Linked DNA regions of Homo sapiens: region 1 is linked to region 2. The links are chromatin loops, found by intact Hi-C in ENCODE. Cell type or tissue: endothelial cell of umbilical vein. All regions are shown on one strand.

What was found. Peaks named below come from ENCODE experiments on the same cell type or tissue, not always from the same donor. Only the 100,000 strongest peaks of a DNase experiment are listed, where the experiment ranks them.
Region 1: a loop joins it to region 2, with 3 times the contacts of the local background. A loop is called at or near these places in 2 of 110 quality-filtered maps.

The regions. Positions count from the first base shown.
Region 1 is chr20:5,858,403-5,866,402 of GRCh38, reverse strand. It overlaps SHLD1 (shieldin complex subunit 1), which reads right to left. Exons shown (of 3, transcript NM_152504.4): 3 at 2,008-3,379. The coding sequence ends at 2,940. Among named protein-coding and RNA genes, the nearest start is that of CHGB, 49 kb to the left of the region's middle. In endothelial cell of umbilical vein, no CTCF peak of the experiment used is centred here; DNase peaks (open chromatin) are centred at 1,022 and 3,012; H3K27ac peaks cover 1,806 bases.
Region 2 is chr20:5,802,634-5,810,633 of GRCh38, reverse strand. All of the region lies in intron 2 of SHLD1 (shieldin complex subunit 1), which reads right to left. Among named protein-coding and RNA genes, the nearest start is that of SHLD1, 56 kb to the right of the region's middle. In endothelial cell of umbilical vein, a CTCF peak has its summit at 4,035; DNase peaks (open chromatin) are centred at 5,693 and 6,133; H3K27ac peaks cover 684 bases.

The sequences.
Region 1 (8,000 bases), 56 kb before region 2:
AATATCTGTTGCTTGATCAGGATGCTGGCTACACAGGCAGGGTGTTTGTGAAAATCATCAAGGTGTTCACTTGTATGATATATGTATGTTTCTGTGTAATCATTATTATCCAATAAAAAGTGTTAAAAGCTTTAAAAAGTTTAAAAAGCTGGCCGGGCACAGTGGCTCACACATGTAATCCTAGCACTTTGGGAGGCTGATGTGGGAGGATTGCTTGAGGTCAAGAGTTCAAGATCAACCTGGCCAACACAGCAAGATCCCATCTCTATTTTTTCAAATAAATTATTTTAAAATAAAAAAGCATGGCTCTATTGTTTTGTGCTAATTACTGGTAATAAGATCTGTTACATGGGCCTTTACATAGGTTATGCAAAGAAATAGACTAATGAAATGAGTAATAGCACATGAATTTAAGACATCGGTAGGAGTTCTCTTCTTAAGGGTTGTGATGTTTCTGCGCTCTTAGTTCTGATGTCTCACAAAGACCTGAAAAGAGCCACAGATGATATCACAGGCCAGTCATAACATGCATGAGATGGTATAATGTTGGTGAATTTATCTGTGGGGCAGAATTAGACAATAATGCCAAAGGCCAAAGCCTCAATATCCTTATCTGTTAGCCTTTATTAAAGATTCACAGAGATAAATGGAAAATGCCATCCTAACCTCACAGAGATCAAATTAAGCAGTGAGTTTGCAGGGAATCAAATATCTTGTATTGACCTGTCACAAACACTTATTCAGATGCAAGTAAACACACACCACACTCTTTTTAAACCTGAGGTGATTCTGACTTTGAGACTTCTAAACTCTCTACTTTTGGGCTATCCTCTCACCGGGCACTCTTGGCACACATATTTAAATAAAGGTTATGAAATGTTTGACACTAAAATCTCATTGCCAAATAGAAGCTGCTGCTTTCCAACATGAAGATTCAAATAACTCGTATTTTTTGTCCTTTTAAAAACAACATAAAATAATCCAGTTTCCTTCTGTGGGTAGCCATGGAGACGAACCGCAAACATTGCAGTGACTGAGTCATACTAAAAATGATAGCGTTCTTCAAGGACATCTATTAATATGCCTCTCATTAAAAAAACAATAAAGCTAGCTACCTTAAAATTTAATTGCCAGGTTTTCAATTATAAGTCCCCCTGGCTTCACGATTATTTGGGGGCCAGTTGAATAGGAAACGCCCATGGAGAAAGAAGCAGACGATTGCTTGTCAGAGGAAAACCTGAAGTCTTGTTTTCTCCAGTGTCTCTCAAGGACCTGTTCATTTCCTATTTCTATCATCTGGGTCTCCTTCCAGGAGGTGCCTCTACACTTCAATCTGGAACACTGTTTCTTACACCTAATCTCCCCAGCACTGGAAGCCTGAGTGTGAGTGTGTCATTCCTAACCTTTAAAAGGCTTCTCTCTCCATCCAAGAGTCCCTGGGATACCTTCCTGAGATGGCACACTCACTCTCAATGTATACTTTAAGGCTGACCCGTTTGCATAATCCGCTTTCTGGAAAGCTTTTGGAATCTTAGGCCAATTAAATTTCACCTCAAGTGTCTCAAAATCTAGTTGCTCAGGGCTGCCAGCTTCTTTTGTTGTTCCCCCCAACCCAAAGGCAATATAACCCTTTCTGCCAATGCAATTTGTTGAAAGCACTGCTGCGATAGGGATTAGCATGAGGCTTCCAATTGCAGCTTGAGATCCCGGTGCCAGGTGATGTAATTCTACCAACTGAGTCTCAAATGGGGGTTCAGGACACGACCCGCAGAGCGGAGCATCTGCCAGTGCAAACCTGCACTGGCTATTTAAAGAGCTCCCTGGTGAGGAAGGGCTCATGCCTGGAGGACAGGGACAAGGTGGCCAAGAAGTCCTGCTCTGGGCAAGCCTTTGCAAATGGAGCTCAGGGTGTTGGAGGCAAGGACAGGGCAGGGGTGAGGGGCCAAGCGTTCACAAGGTGACAGAGGGTGCAGGCAGGCAGAAGACAAGAGAAAGTAGGGCCCCACCTGGGCAAAGGATTATTTATTCTCTTCAAACACAACTTGACAAGGCCACGTGGCATCAGCCTAGCGTAGCATAATTGTGCTTACATATACTGTGGTGGGTGGTGCACATTTGTTACCTTCTCACCTTTCACGTTTGCAATCTGATAAAAGACAAGAGATTTTAAAAAGAATTGTGAATTTTCGCTGTTATTTTAGATTGTCCAAATGTTCCTTCCACACCCAGTTAGTATGATAAAACATGGATTTCTAGCTTTGGAGAGGAGGCAAGGGTGTGATCAAGATGTGATATACTTTTCTCAACTGTATTTCAATCTTTATATTATTTTAGGACATGTATTCTCAATGACATGGTCTCAGTTTTACAACTTGATATAATTCCTTATACCTGATTCGGTGTAGAGCTTTGTATCCTTCTAAAACCTCATCTCACAGAAGCATGTTCTCTCAGGGTGAATTCTCCCAGAAGTAGACTCTGAGTCAAGGATTCAGATATAAGAGGTTTATTAAGGAAAGGCTCCCAGAGACACCAGTAAATAAATGGGAGGGTAGGGAAAGGGATTAAGCCCAGCAAGGGTGTGATTTCATGTAATGTCCCAGCCTCAGGCCGATCTAGAGGAAAGGGAGTGCTAGAGCATAAATTACTCCTCAGAGAATGTCCTTCCTTGAGGCAAGGGAGCTGGGCTTTTGACTCGTAGCCCAGTCAGTCAGCGGCCTTGGCCAAGAGGACGGAGAACTCCCAGACCCTGCTGGCTCTCCATATGGGCTGACTGGCTCCAATACCAGGTCACAGGTGCCAGCCTTTAACCTCAAAGCACTTAATTGGGATTGGGCACACAGAGCTGGCCAGAGACCCTAGGGGATCTGGGTGGCCACCAACACTGCTGGTCATGGCACAGCACCTCCATTACTACCCTGCACACTGCCCGGCACCAGTTACAGGTCTTTCATTACATTCTGCTGCAAGAGGAAATGAGTAATATCCTTTGACAGTCCTGGGTTTGGCTTTTCATCATCCAAAGATGTACTTCCTTCCTCCAGTGGGTAGAAGTGGGTGTCCCTGGAATGCCTCTGTAAGACGGAGCAGCCGTCCCGGTTGAAGATCACCCGGGCCATTTGAAAACTGCGGAGGGCATACTTTTGGCTCTCCTGGCCTCTTAGTTGAGTGATTTTCTGAGACAGGCACTTGCAGACAGATGCAGAGAGTGAGTTTGCAGAGCCTGGCTGTGGATGACCAAACATTTCATAGAATCTATCCAGGGATTTCCGAAGGCCATCATCCTCTTCCTTCTCTGACTGGCCTTTCACAGCAGGGTCAAGCCAGAAGTTCTCAGCGGTCCAGGAGTTATTTTGTTCTATATTTAAGTTACTGGTGTCTGCAAGACAAAACGTATTCCAATACTCAAACACACAATCAAAAATATCAGAAAGCAAGCCAAGAGCAGATGATGTCTATTTTCAGTTCAACATGCTTACTGTTCCTGAGTAACTGGCAATGGGAAATATCAGCTGATTTCAAAATCTGTTCTCACCATCCTGAGGTTATGCCACTTGCTTGCTCACAACGAGAACATATTACTTGTGTGGACCAAGGATTCTTAGCCCGATGTCCCTGTATAGAAATTCAGGGTGCCTGTGAACTTGGATGTAAAAAATATACATATATATTTATTTATTTTCACTAACCACAACCTGAAATTAAGCATTTCCTCCCATGATGAATGTAGGCAGCAAACCACAGTATTAATAGCAGTACCTGTAACTTTGTCACCAATAGATCTCAGCTGTTACAGGAAAAACTTGGGACTGTAGTACCCACCCCCAAACTGGGAAGGTGCTGAAAGACCAAAGAATAACTTGGACAAGTCCAGCTTGATGAGTAGTTGAGTTTATTAGGGCTTATAACAGGGCACTCCTGGATGGCAGCAGGATAGCTCTAGAGATCCGTGCGTGTGCACGATGGGACTGTTTTCCTTGGTAGGTTCTCAGATTCTCTCCGGGATGTCTGGGTTCTCAAGGACACCTACTCCTCAGCTGGGCACCATGGCCTTGGCTCACTGCTCAGCCTTCAGGGTTCAAGCAGCAGACATACACTCTTAAGTCACCTGGTGGGGGACCCACTACACACTACAACAACTATTTTCATATCATATTATAGTATGTTGAAGGTGTTTTAAATTTTTACGCTATCACTATGCTATGGACTGAATTGTGTCCGCAAAAAATTCACGTGTTGAAGCTGTAACCCCCAACATGACTATATTTGGAGAGAGGGCTTTTTAGGAGGTAATTAAAGTTAAATGAGGTCTATAGGTAGAATCCTAATCTGAAAGGATCCTTATAAGAGGAGGAAGAGAAAAGGAGATCTCTTTTTTCTTTCTCTTTGCAAGCACTAAGGAAAAGCCATGTGAGCACACAGTGAGAAGGCGGCTGTCTACAAGCCAGGAAAGGAGCCCTCACCAGAAGCTGACCAGGCAGGCACCCTGCTCTTGGACCTCCACGCCTGACCCTGATATAAGCTTTTATAAATCACTAGCTTTGACATTTCCCTGCCCCTACGAACTCAATCAGTAGCTACAATAAACATATCTGTACTTGCCAATGCTGAAGTAAGGTGCATGGTACAGTGGGTGGAGCTTTAGGAAAGGAGGTAGGATTTTGGTTTGGGCCCTAGTTTTGCTACTAGCTGGAAATGACATCTTGGACAAGTCATACAACCTTTCTGGGCTTCAACTTTCTCAACTTTAAAATGAGGGTTTTACTAAACAATCTCTCTTCTAGAATGTCTATGGTAATGTAAAGATCAGAGAAATAGATTATCCGGAAGTTATCAGCACATTCTAAAAGAATATGGACATGTGTTCTTTGAGTCACACGCAGGCCTACACATGGACAAGCATTCATCCATTCAACACTTATTTATAGAAAGCTGATATTAAGGCAACTCATTACAAGTTGTTGAAGATAGACAGATGGATGCTGAAGATCATGTCCCTCATCTGAGGTACTTGGAATCTAAGTAGGAAGAAGAGACATCGTTACAGACATTAAACAACTGAAATATAGTCACAGGATGTACATAGATATGAAATGATGTAGTGACATTAACTGGGACACTGTGGACTCTGTGGAAACATGCAGTGCCAGGGTAGCAGAATGAGTGCATGCTCCCTCTTCAGAGGAGGTGACCTGCAATCTTATTCTGAAAGGACCACGCAATGGAGAAGCAGAGTTGATGAACAAAAGGCCAGTGGCAAGAAGAAATAGAAACTAAATGTCTCCTTGGCTGGTTCCAGTTCTCCTCCTCTGCCAACTGGCCTTTCTTCAGCAGCCTGAGACCCAGCCTGGAGGCTCAAGGAGAGAGAGAACTCAGAATGGCCAGGGGGCACCCAAAACAGAGAACACGCTTTGTAAAAAATTCGATAGCAGGGATGGTATTTCCACTACACTAGTTTCCAGAAAGCTTAAAGCTATGTCCCAGGCCCGTCTTTTTTTTTTTTTTTTTTTTTTTTTTTTTTTTTTTAAAGAATAGTAAAGAAACTTTCCTTGACCTTGCTATGCCCAGAGCTTTTACCCAAGTTCTTCCCAAGAACACTATCACTGGACTGAAGCCTCCAGGATGGGTGGAAGGGGAGGGAGACAGATGCTGGTCTCTTTCTTGTTCTGATGGCATAGAAGCAGCAGGAGAGGAGTTCTTGGCCTGTACTCTTCAGAAGTGCCAGGTTTGTGAAAACCAAGGAAGGACTGAGCTACTGTCCCAGAATGAAGGAGGCTAAAACAGCCATGACAGCCAAATGCAAAAAAAAACTTTTTTTAAACTTCATCTTTTCATTGTAAAGCACATTACTGGGGCAACTGGAGAGCTGTGAATGGGGTCTGAGGATTAGATGGTAGTAATGCATCACTGTTAATTTCTTGATTTTGATGATTTTATTGTTTTAGAAGAGAATGTCCTTGTTTGTAGAAAAATCAGGATTGGTGGCCTGATTTTTTGTGAGCAAATCTCAAATAATTCATAAAAAAGGGCTCTTTGTTTTAAAAAATTGTTGTAAAAAAATTAAAACAAACCTCTGGGGGGATAGATGTAAAAACTTCCTTTGCTGGCCTACTTTAATATCAAGCAACCAAATAAGAAGCCTTAGCTTGGGTAATTGCCTAACAAATGATGCTGCTGTTAGAAAGCTGAAGGGAGAAGGAGAGGGAATGGGGTCCCGTGATGGCAGGATGAAGGGTCCCTTCCTACCTTCTTACCCGCAGATGACCTTGTCCTGGGTAGGGGTTGGGAGGTGGTGGCTGGAAGACAGAAGCTGGGAAGGGCCAATGGGGTGGGTGGGAGAGAGCGGGGGATGCCCACCAACAACACTGGGAAAGTTGAACCCTCAAAACTGTCCACGTACAATAGAAAACGCCAAGCAACATGGCACGTACTTGGTAAGTAAATTGTCAATGTGCTTTGATATGCAGGATTTAAAATTTTCATCTGTGTTTCATTTAATTTAAAAATTTTGAAATCCAGTGTCCACAAAAGAGGCTAAAAGCTAGCTGTCTCCTATACTTTTCATGCACATGTCAGGCAGTCTGCCAGTCGTCTTCAGAGAAACAACCCTTCCCCTTCAGAAGACCAATGACATACGGGTTGAGTCATTTACTATGTCAGTTATTTTGAATGCTGCCTGCAGTCCATTTCAGTTTTTGATTTCCTTTTAAAATTTGCTTTACTACCAACTATAAAGCCTCCTCTCTAATCATAAGGCTGTTGTAGCTTTTGGATGTCACCATTTCTTTGCCAGCAAATGTAGCTAATTGCTTTTCCTTTCCTGATGTGTCCATGTGTGGAAAGAATGATGGTACTAGTCAGTTCGTGCTCAGTGATGCATCCTCCCAGTTACGTTCAAACCCCACCTTATTCTCTCTGTTGGTATATTCCAACCTTGTAGAGCTGTCAAAGGGGGATAGCAACGTCTTCAGGGAGAGTCTAGGGATGTTTTTGTGTCAGGGATTGCAAAGTGCTACTTGCATTTAGTGAGTGGGGTCAAGGATGTAAACATTCTACAGTGCACAGGACAAACAAAGAATGGTCCATCTCCCAAATACCAATAATGTCCCCCTGCCCCTCACCCCTCCCCTGGGTCAAAGGATGGATCTTGAAAGGAGTGGGAACTCAATGTTGACTCCCGCTGCACTGTAATATGTTGATTTGCCTTGAGCTCCCTAAGAGACTTTTGCTGTTGGTCCCCATTCCCTGCACAGCACCCTTCTTGCTGGTACCTATTCGAGTTACACATTTTCCCTTCTCAGACCATGAGATGGCTTTTTTACCCCACAACAATGGTTGAGGGGGAAAACCATTGGCCCTGGTCCCAGTGATTCTGGTATTATTTAAATTGAATGGAACTTGCCTTTTTATATATTTTCCATCATGAATAGGATTTCTTTAGAAATTTACAAGAAGAAAAGGAGGAGGGCAGGGCTTGATATCACAATGCTTTTGCATGCATCCAATTGTTAAATTTTCTCTTTGCCAACAAGAAAAGAGATAACATATAGATACTTCAGATTCCTTTTGAGGTGAAGTCTTACTCTGTCACCCAAGCTGGAGTGCAGTGGCATGATCTCAACTCACTGCAGCCTCCACCTCCTGGGCTCAAATGATCCTCTCACCTCAGCCACCCGAGTAGCTGGGACCACAGGTGTGTGCCACCATGCCTGGCTAATTTTTTGTATTTTTGGTAGAGATGGGGTTTTGCCATGTTGGCCAGGCTGGTCTCGAACTCCTGGCCTCAAGTGATTTGCTCACCTTGGCCTTCCAAAGTGCTAGGATTATAGGCATGAGCCACCACGCTCAGCCTGATACTTGAGATTGTTATACACCTAAAAATATTTTTATATATTTAGGAGTTGTAGGTGCTTATTTGAATTCAGAAGACAGTCAACTGGCATGGAGCACTTGAGATTAATAGTTGTGTTCTGCAAGAGATGCCATTAGCCTTTAGAAAC
Region 2 (8,000 bases):
GCGTGAGCCATCATGCCAGGCCTACAGAAATACGTCTATTGGTAGGGGAAATAGAAAGAATCAATGGAACACCTGTATGTACCTACTGTTCATCCTTATCCCACTTAAAAAATATATGTGCAATGGCAGAGTAATGGAATATTTTAAGACTTAGAAAGACTCTAGGCAACTTAGGCAAATGCTCTCATTTCACAAAAGATAATTAAATGGCTCGGAAGGTCCCATAGCTAATTAGAGGCAATAATGAGATTAGAACACCTATCTCCTAATTGCCACCTAGCCTAATGCTAAGATCACTCTACCACAGTATCAGTCCCCTTAGTTACTCGATGTCTAAGGTGGTCCATTATTGAACAATACAATTTTTTTTTTTTTCCGAGACAGAGTCTTGCTTTGTCACCCAGGCTGGAGTGCAGTGGCACGATCTTGGCTCACTGCAACCTCCACCACCCGGGTTCAAGCAGTTCTCCTCCCTCAGCCTCCCAAGTAGCTGCGATTACAGGCGCGCAGCATCACGCCTGGCTAATTTTTGTATTTTTAGTAGAGATGGGGTTTCACCATGTTGGCCAGGCTGGTCTAGAACTCCTGACTTCATGATCTGCCTGCCTCGGCCTCCCAAAGTGCTGGGATTACAGGTGTGAGCCACTGCGCCTGGCCGAACAATCCAATTTTTGACAAAGGTGTAGTATGTGATAAACTAGATATGCCAGAAAACTGAAATAACAATGAGACCTCAGTATGTGACATCACTGTGTACAGCAGGGTTTCATACCCTCAGCGCTATCGGGCTAGATAATTCTTTGTTGGGTGGGGGAACTATTCTGTGCATTGCAGGATATTTAGAAGCATCCCTGGCCTCTCCCGACTATATGTCAGTAGCATCCTATGGCTTTAACAACCAAAAATGTCTCCAAACTCCACCAAATGTCCCCTGGTGGTGGCAGCACGGGGCAACGGCCACTGGTTGAGAACCAATGGTGTAGAGGAAATATTTAAGTTGTCTGTACAACTGAGGAAGGATGGATGCAGTTGTACAATGTGGGGTAAGAGTGGTTAGAAGATAATTCATCCAGCTAGAGCTGGAGCTGCTGAGCTTTGACTGTATTGGTTGTTTTTGGTGGCAGAGTGACAATAACCTCTGGAGCAAGCTGGACTACAGAACTGGGGACCCACTTCAGGGGAGGCAGCCGGCTTTTCCTTTCAGGATGCTGCTAATCAGACACTTGGCAGTAGGGTGTGACATAAGGGGAAATGAGGATTTAACTCTGAGCTCAGAGCAAATACATCTAATTCTAAGAGTCTATTTAAGGAGAGCCATATCTATGAATGCTGTCAAGATTCACTCTAAACCATAGTTAGTATTTGTTTCATGGAATTAAAATGAGTTTCTTATTTTTGTGCAAACATGTACGTTAAGATCCTTTCCACTATTTAGTCATACATTTAGTTCTTTGGTGATTTTTAAAAGCTGTCCTTTTCATCACTTATGAGCATGGTTTTAGAAAGAAAAATCCACCCCCAACATTTCTCACCTCCTCTTATGAGAAATTATTCTTTTTTAGTTCTACCTCTGGAAGTACATTCTCATGAGGTATGTGCCACAACTCTGTATCTGCCACTATGGCAACTCATAAAAAATGCCACCCCCTTAAATTCCTTCATGGCATATTAATTTGATGTTCTAAAACAAACACTTTACTGTGAATTAACTCCTAACCGATAATATTAACCCAACTAAACTGGCTTCTGTAACACTTTCACCATCTGTAAGAATGTTTCTTGTGCAAATAAAGGCGATCTTTTGTTACTTAGCCATTAAATTTCATTAAAATATTTTCTGCTTAAATCCACTAAATCACTAATATTCAAAATACAACAATATAGTTACCAAGTTTGACTCCATGAATGAGAATATTCATTCACCAAATGCATTAGATAAGCTGTGTAAGAGGAGATTCCCTGCAAGATTGTTTATGAGTAAAAACATGGGTCAATCTAAACATCCATCAATAGACATCTCGTTAAATAAACTATGATCCAATCATACAATGGGATACTATGCAGACAGTAAAAATATGAGAGAGCTACATGTACCAACATGGCAAGCTGCCTTATTATAGCAATAAGTGAAAAAAGGGCAAGATGCAAGATAATATTTTGGTAAAATTCCATTGGTATTTAGAAAAAAAGATATACGTGCTGTTTGTGTGTGTACAATATACACATGTACATATGTATGTATGTCTATCTATATTTATGTATATAGATCTGTAGGTGTGTATATGGAAGGATACACAAAAGTTATCTACAATAATTACTTCTGGGGAGAAGCATGAAGACCTAGGACTTTTACGTTTCTTTTTTTTTTGAGATGGAGTCTTGCTGGAGTGCAGTGGCGTGATCTTGACTCACTGCAACCTCTGTGTCCCAGGTTCAAGGGATTCTCCTGCCTCAGCCTCTCGAGTGGCTGGAATTACAGGTGTGTGCCACCATGCCCAGCTAATTTTTATATTTTTAGTAAAGACAGGGTCTCACAATGTTGGCCAAGCCGGTCTCGAACTCCTGGCCTCGCGATCTGCCCACCCTGGCCTCCCAAAGGGCTGGGATTACAGGCATGAGCCACCGCGCCCGCCCTTACATTTCATTTTATACTCTTTTGTACTGTTTATTTTTATAACGATTTTTTAAAAGAAAAGGATGATTAGTGCTTTATCATTAAAAATAGGCTAACCTTATCACAAGTGTCACAACAATGATACATATACCCACCTGGGGACCTTCCTCCAAAGACTAGTAGCAGTAAGTCTACAAAAAGAAGAGAGATTTCCTCTTTCTAGCTCATTGCTTGAAATCACTTCTGGTTTCTAGGGAGCATAAATTCTGAGGCTATATTCTCCAAAAGGAAGTCGAAGGGGTACCTCTTTTCCAACAATGTTAAAGTAATTCTAGGGTTAATGTTTTGCCAAACTGGGAGATTCCACAGAAATATGTCCCAGTGACTCAGGAGGCTGAGGTGGGAGATCACTTTAGCCTGGAAGTTTGCAACCAGCCTGGGCAACATGACGAGACCTCAACTCTACAAAAAAATGTAAAAACTTAGCCAAGCATGGTGGAACACACCTGTAGTCCCAGCTACACAGGAGACTGAGGCAGGAGGATGGCTTGAGCCCAGGAGTTCAAGGCTGCAGTGAGATATGATCGCATTATCAAAAGAGAGCAAGATCCCCAATTCAAAAAAAAGGAAAAAAGAGAAAGAGGAAGAAAGAGAGAGAAAGAAAAGAAGGAAAGAAGGAAGGAAAGGAAGGAAGGAAGAAGGAAGGAATGAAAAGAAAAGAAGGAAAAAATAAATAGTAACTTATGAAACTGCTTTGAAAACTGGGATGGGTATTACGAGGAATTTTCAGAAGTTAGGAATTTATACTACATTTTCAGGTTTATTTTTTTAATTAGGATGATATAATTGTGCCAATTTTGAATCACAATTTGAGCTAATCATACATAACCAAGAGCTGCCCTCAGCCCAGCACAAGAGAGGCGTACCAGGCAAAGGCCACCCAGGAGGGCAAAGCCCTGCAGGGCTCCAGCTGAAAGCAGTGGGCATGGGCCTGGCTCACAGCTACCAGCCAGCTGATTTCTAAGCCAGTGCATTGAGGAATAAAATGAGAATTCAAGGCCAAGATTGCAGGTACAGGTTACACGACCACTCACTCACTCTTCGGTGCTAAAATCAAGTCCTTCAGTGGAAATACATAATACATGGCATTCTAGTGGAGAGGGTGGTGACAGAGGGCTGGCAACCATCACTGCCACCACTCTGTTCACATCCCTTGGGTGCGGAGAAACAACAACACAGGATGTAAATAAGAAATGTTGGTATCTTAACTGATCAGTGCATCACGGGCAGCCAAGGTGGTTAACAAAGCCAACTCTCCCTTCATTCTGCAATGACATGGTGATGCTGAATCTCTCTGTCCATGGCCAGAAGCAGGCGCCACTGCCCTCAACAGCTCCTGGGACAACACTGCAGGCCTCTGTTCCACTTCTATCAAAATTCTATTGTTTTGTTTATTTTAGGTTAAGCCTAATTCCTTCAGAACTTGGGAGGTAGTTTATCAAAACTGCATGCCTGACTGGTAGGAGAGGAAATGAACACAAGGCATGTATTGCAGATAATCCACTTCCCCACAGTAATACAGGAAAATGATCAGTGCTTCAAAACCATCACAAAGGATGGGGTAAGTGATAGAGGGACGGGAGATAAGCAAATGTTCTAGTTTTCAAATGGAAGGAAGAAGACACGATCCACAAATCCATATACTGTGGACCAATAGCATGATGCGTAAGCAACAGTTTTAAAGTTTGTGGGTGGAGATTCTCACTTATGTCAGCTACTATGTGTCCACCCATCAGGTAGATATTATTGTCCCCATAAAACAGATAAAGAAACGCCAAGTAAAAAATTATAAAGCAGCCAGATGTGGTAGCTCACACCTATTATCCCAACATTTTGGGAGGCTGACGCAGGAGAATCACTTGAACCCAGGAGTTCTAAACTAGCCTGGGCAACAGAGCAAGGCCGCATCTCTAAAAAATATTTAAAAATTTAAATCAAAAAACATGTTTAAAGCGATAATGCCCTTCAAACCCCAAAGGCTGTGCTTTCTCCCCATTCAATAGAGAAATGGAGGTCACCAGACCCAGCCGTCACTCCTGCCATATTAAACACAAATTTAGGCCAGGCGCAGTGGCTCATGTCTATGATCCCAGCACTTTGGGAGGCCAAGGAGGGCGGATCACCTGAGGTTGGGAGTTTGAGACCAGCCTGGCCAAAATGGTGAAACCCTGTCTCTACCAAAAATACAAAAATTAGCTGGATGTGGTGGTGCACACCTGTAATCACAGCTACTCGGGAGACTGAGGCATGAGAATCATTTGAACCCAGGAGGCAGAGGTTGCAGTGAGCCGAGATTGCGCCACTGCACTCCAGCCTGGGAAACACAGCAAAACTCTGGCTCAAAAAGCAAAACAAAACAACACAACACACAAATTTAATCAACAGTTCAAGCATTTACATTCCTATTTTGTTGTCTGCCCCAAATAATTTACCTTTCCCTTTTTTAAGAAATTGAAAAGTGTACCACTTATAGAATGGCCTAATTTCATAATATAAACAAACAAAAAGGATTAGGGGTCTCACGCCTGTAATCTCAGCACTTCGGGAGGCTGAGGTGGGCGGATCACCTGAGGTCTGGAGTTCAAGACCAGCCTGACCAACACGGAGAAACTCTGTCTCTACTAAAAATACAAAATTAGCCAGGCATGGTGGCACATGCCTGTAATCCCAGCTACTTGGGAGGCTGAGGCAGGAGAATCACTTGAACCCAGAGGGCAGAGTTCGTGGCAAGCCGAGATCGCGCCACTGCACTCCAGCCTGGGCAACAAGAGCGAAACTCCATCTCAAAAACAACAGCAGCAAAGGATTAAGACTTTGATAAAGAAGATTAAGGAGGGGAAAACAGAATGTTACTGCAGCTTCATGACTGTTAGACCAAGAGTTGAGCATGAAGGCACAACCCTCCTAGGCCAAGATAGTATTATTCTCCTGGGAGACAAAAAGGGCATTTGGGGTTAGTATTGTAAACTCTTGTTTTTCCTTCAGCTGATCACTGTGGAATGCTGCCAGGCCTCCTGCTGCCTGGACTCCACCAAGATTTCCTGTTCAGGGCAAAGGCTTTATTTCGCCACCAGCACACAGTTCTGTGTTAGGTAAACAAAGTGCTGGAGTCTTTGAATATGTGGAATCTCTTGGGTTGATTTGCTTTCCCCCTTGCCTTCAAACACTTCAAGTTTTCAAAGTCAATAGGAAACATCTCATGCAAAATTGAACAAGAGGCTCCTTCTTCATGCAAACTTTTGTTTGATGCACAGGCATAACTTTCCATGCCAGTCCTGAAATGGAAAGTGGCACTGGCATTCATGATTAGGTGACAAAAATGAATGACGGCCACCTTCATCAAGTATGATTTCTGCAATGGAATTTTTAGAGCACATATTATGTTAGGCCATAACTGAAATGTTCTTGTACGGTCACATATCAAGTCAAAGATAATGAACGATCACAGGATGTGGCAAAACCTGAACAAACAAAATTAGCCTGCAGGTGCCACAAGGTCATGTAAAAAACACACAGGAGCTAGATTTTCTTGTTTGTTTTTTGGTTTTTTTTTCTAGTTTTTTTTTACACTATACTAATGTCTTACAGTAACTGTATATATATATATAGTTTTTTTTTGCGATATACAAATGTCTTACAGTAACTATATATATATACAAAGACCTATAGTAAGTTACTATATATATATAGTAAGTACGGCTCATTGCAACCTCTGCCTCCTGGGTTCAAATGATTCTCATACCTCAGCCTCCTAAGTAGCTAGGATTACAGGCATGTGCCACCACGCCCAGCTAATTTTTTTTGTATTTTTAGTAGAGATGAGGTTTTGTTATGTTGGCCAGGCTGGTCTCAAACTCCTGGCCTCAAGTGATCTGCCCGCCTCGGCATCTCAAAGTGCTAACATTACAGGTGTGAGCCACTGCGCCCGGCCATACAGTAATGATATTGATCTCGCCATAAGACTGGATAACTTCCTTAATGATCGAAGGGGCAGAAGACAGGCCCTCAACCTCCAAATAGCAAGTCCACACCACCTGCTCTTTCGTCATTCTTGTTTTGTTTTTTTTTTTTAATCTTTTTTATTTTTTTGAGACAGAGTCTCACTCTGTCATCAGGCTGGAGTGCAGTGGCGCGATCTCGGTTCACTGCAACCTCCACCTCCCAGCTTCAAGCGATTCTCCTGCCTTAGCCTTCTGAGTAGCTGGGACTACAGGTGTGTGCCACCACGCCCAGCTAATTTTTTTTTTATTTTTAGTAGAGATGGGCTTTCACCATGTTGACCAGGATGGTCTCGATCTCTTGACCTTGTGATCTGCCTGCTTCGGCCTCCCGAAGTGCTGGGATTACAGGTGTGAGCCACCGCGACTGGCCCTTGTTTTTTTTTAAATGTTAAATCTAATGCCTAGAATTCTGGAGACTCCCCTGAAGCCACAGGCTCCCACATTTGGGAGAGCTTTCATTCTTTCTATCAGATTTTCAAAAGGATCTACAGACTGGGCTTGGTGGCTCATGCCTATAATCCCAATGCTTTGGGAGGCTGAGACGGAAGGATCACTTGAGGCCAGGAGTTCAAGACCAGCCTGGGCAACATAGTGAGACCTTGTCTCTACAAAAGAATTTTTTTAAAAAATTAGCCAGGCATGGTGGTACTCATCTCAAGTCCCAGCTACCTGGGAGGCTGAGGTAGGTCTGCTAGAGCCCAGGAGTTCAAAGCTGCAGTGAGTTATGATCACGCCACTATACTCTAACCTGGGTAACAGAGCAAAACTTTGTCTCAAAGAAAATGAAAAAGAAAAAAAAAAGATCTGCAATCAAATAAGGTGAAGAACAAATGTGTTCACAAGGCCCCCTGGTCTTCAGGAATGCTGGATTGAAATACGGCCCCTCTTGAGTTGCTTATTGACTGTATATTAAAGGCAAGAATAAGCCCAGAACAGCGAGAAGGGAAGGCCGGGACTGGTAATCAAGCCAGATGGAAGCCAGAGCAAAATGGAACCCATTTAACACTTTGTCTTGGTCCTGGCCCTGCAGTGAGTGATGAAGAATTCTTGGTATAATCATTAAAAGAAAGCTCAAGAGGCCGGGCACAGTGGCTCACGCCAGTAATCTCAGCACTTTAGGAGACCAAGGTGGATGAATTGCTTGAGACACTGGGCAACGTGGCGCACATGTGTAGTCCCAGCTACCCAGGAGGCTGAGGTGGGAAGATCACCTGAGCCCAGGAGGTCTAGGCTGCAGTGAGCCATGATCACGCCACTGCACTCCAGCCTGAGCAACAGAGTGAGACCCTGTCAAAAAAATGAAAAGAAAAAGAAAAATAGAAAGG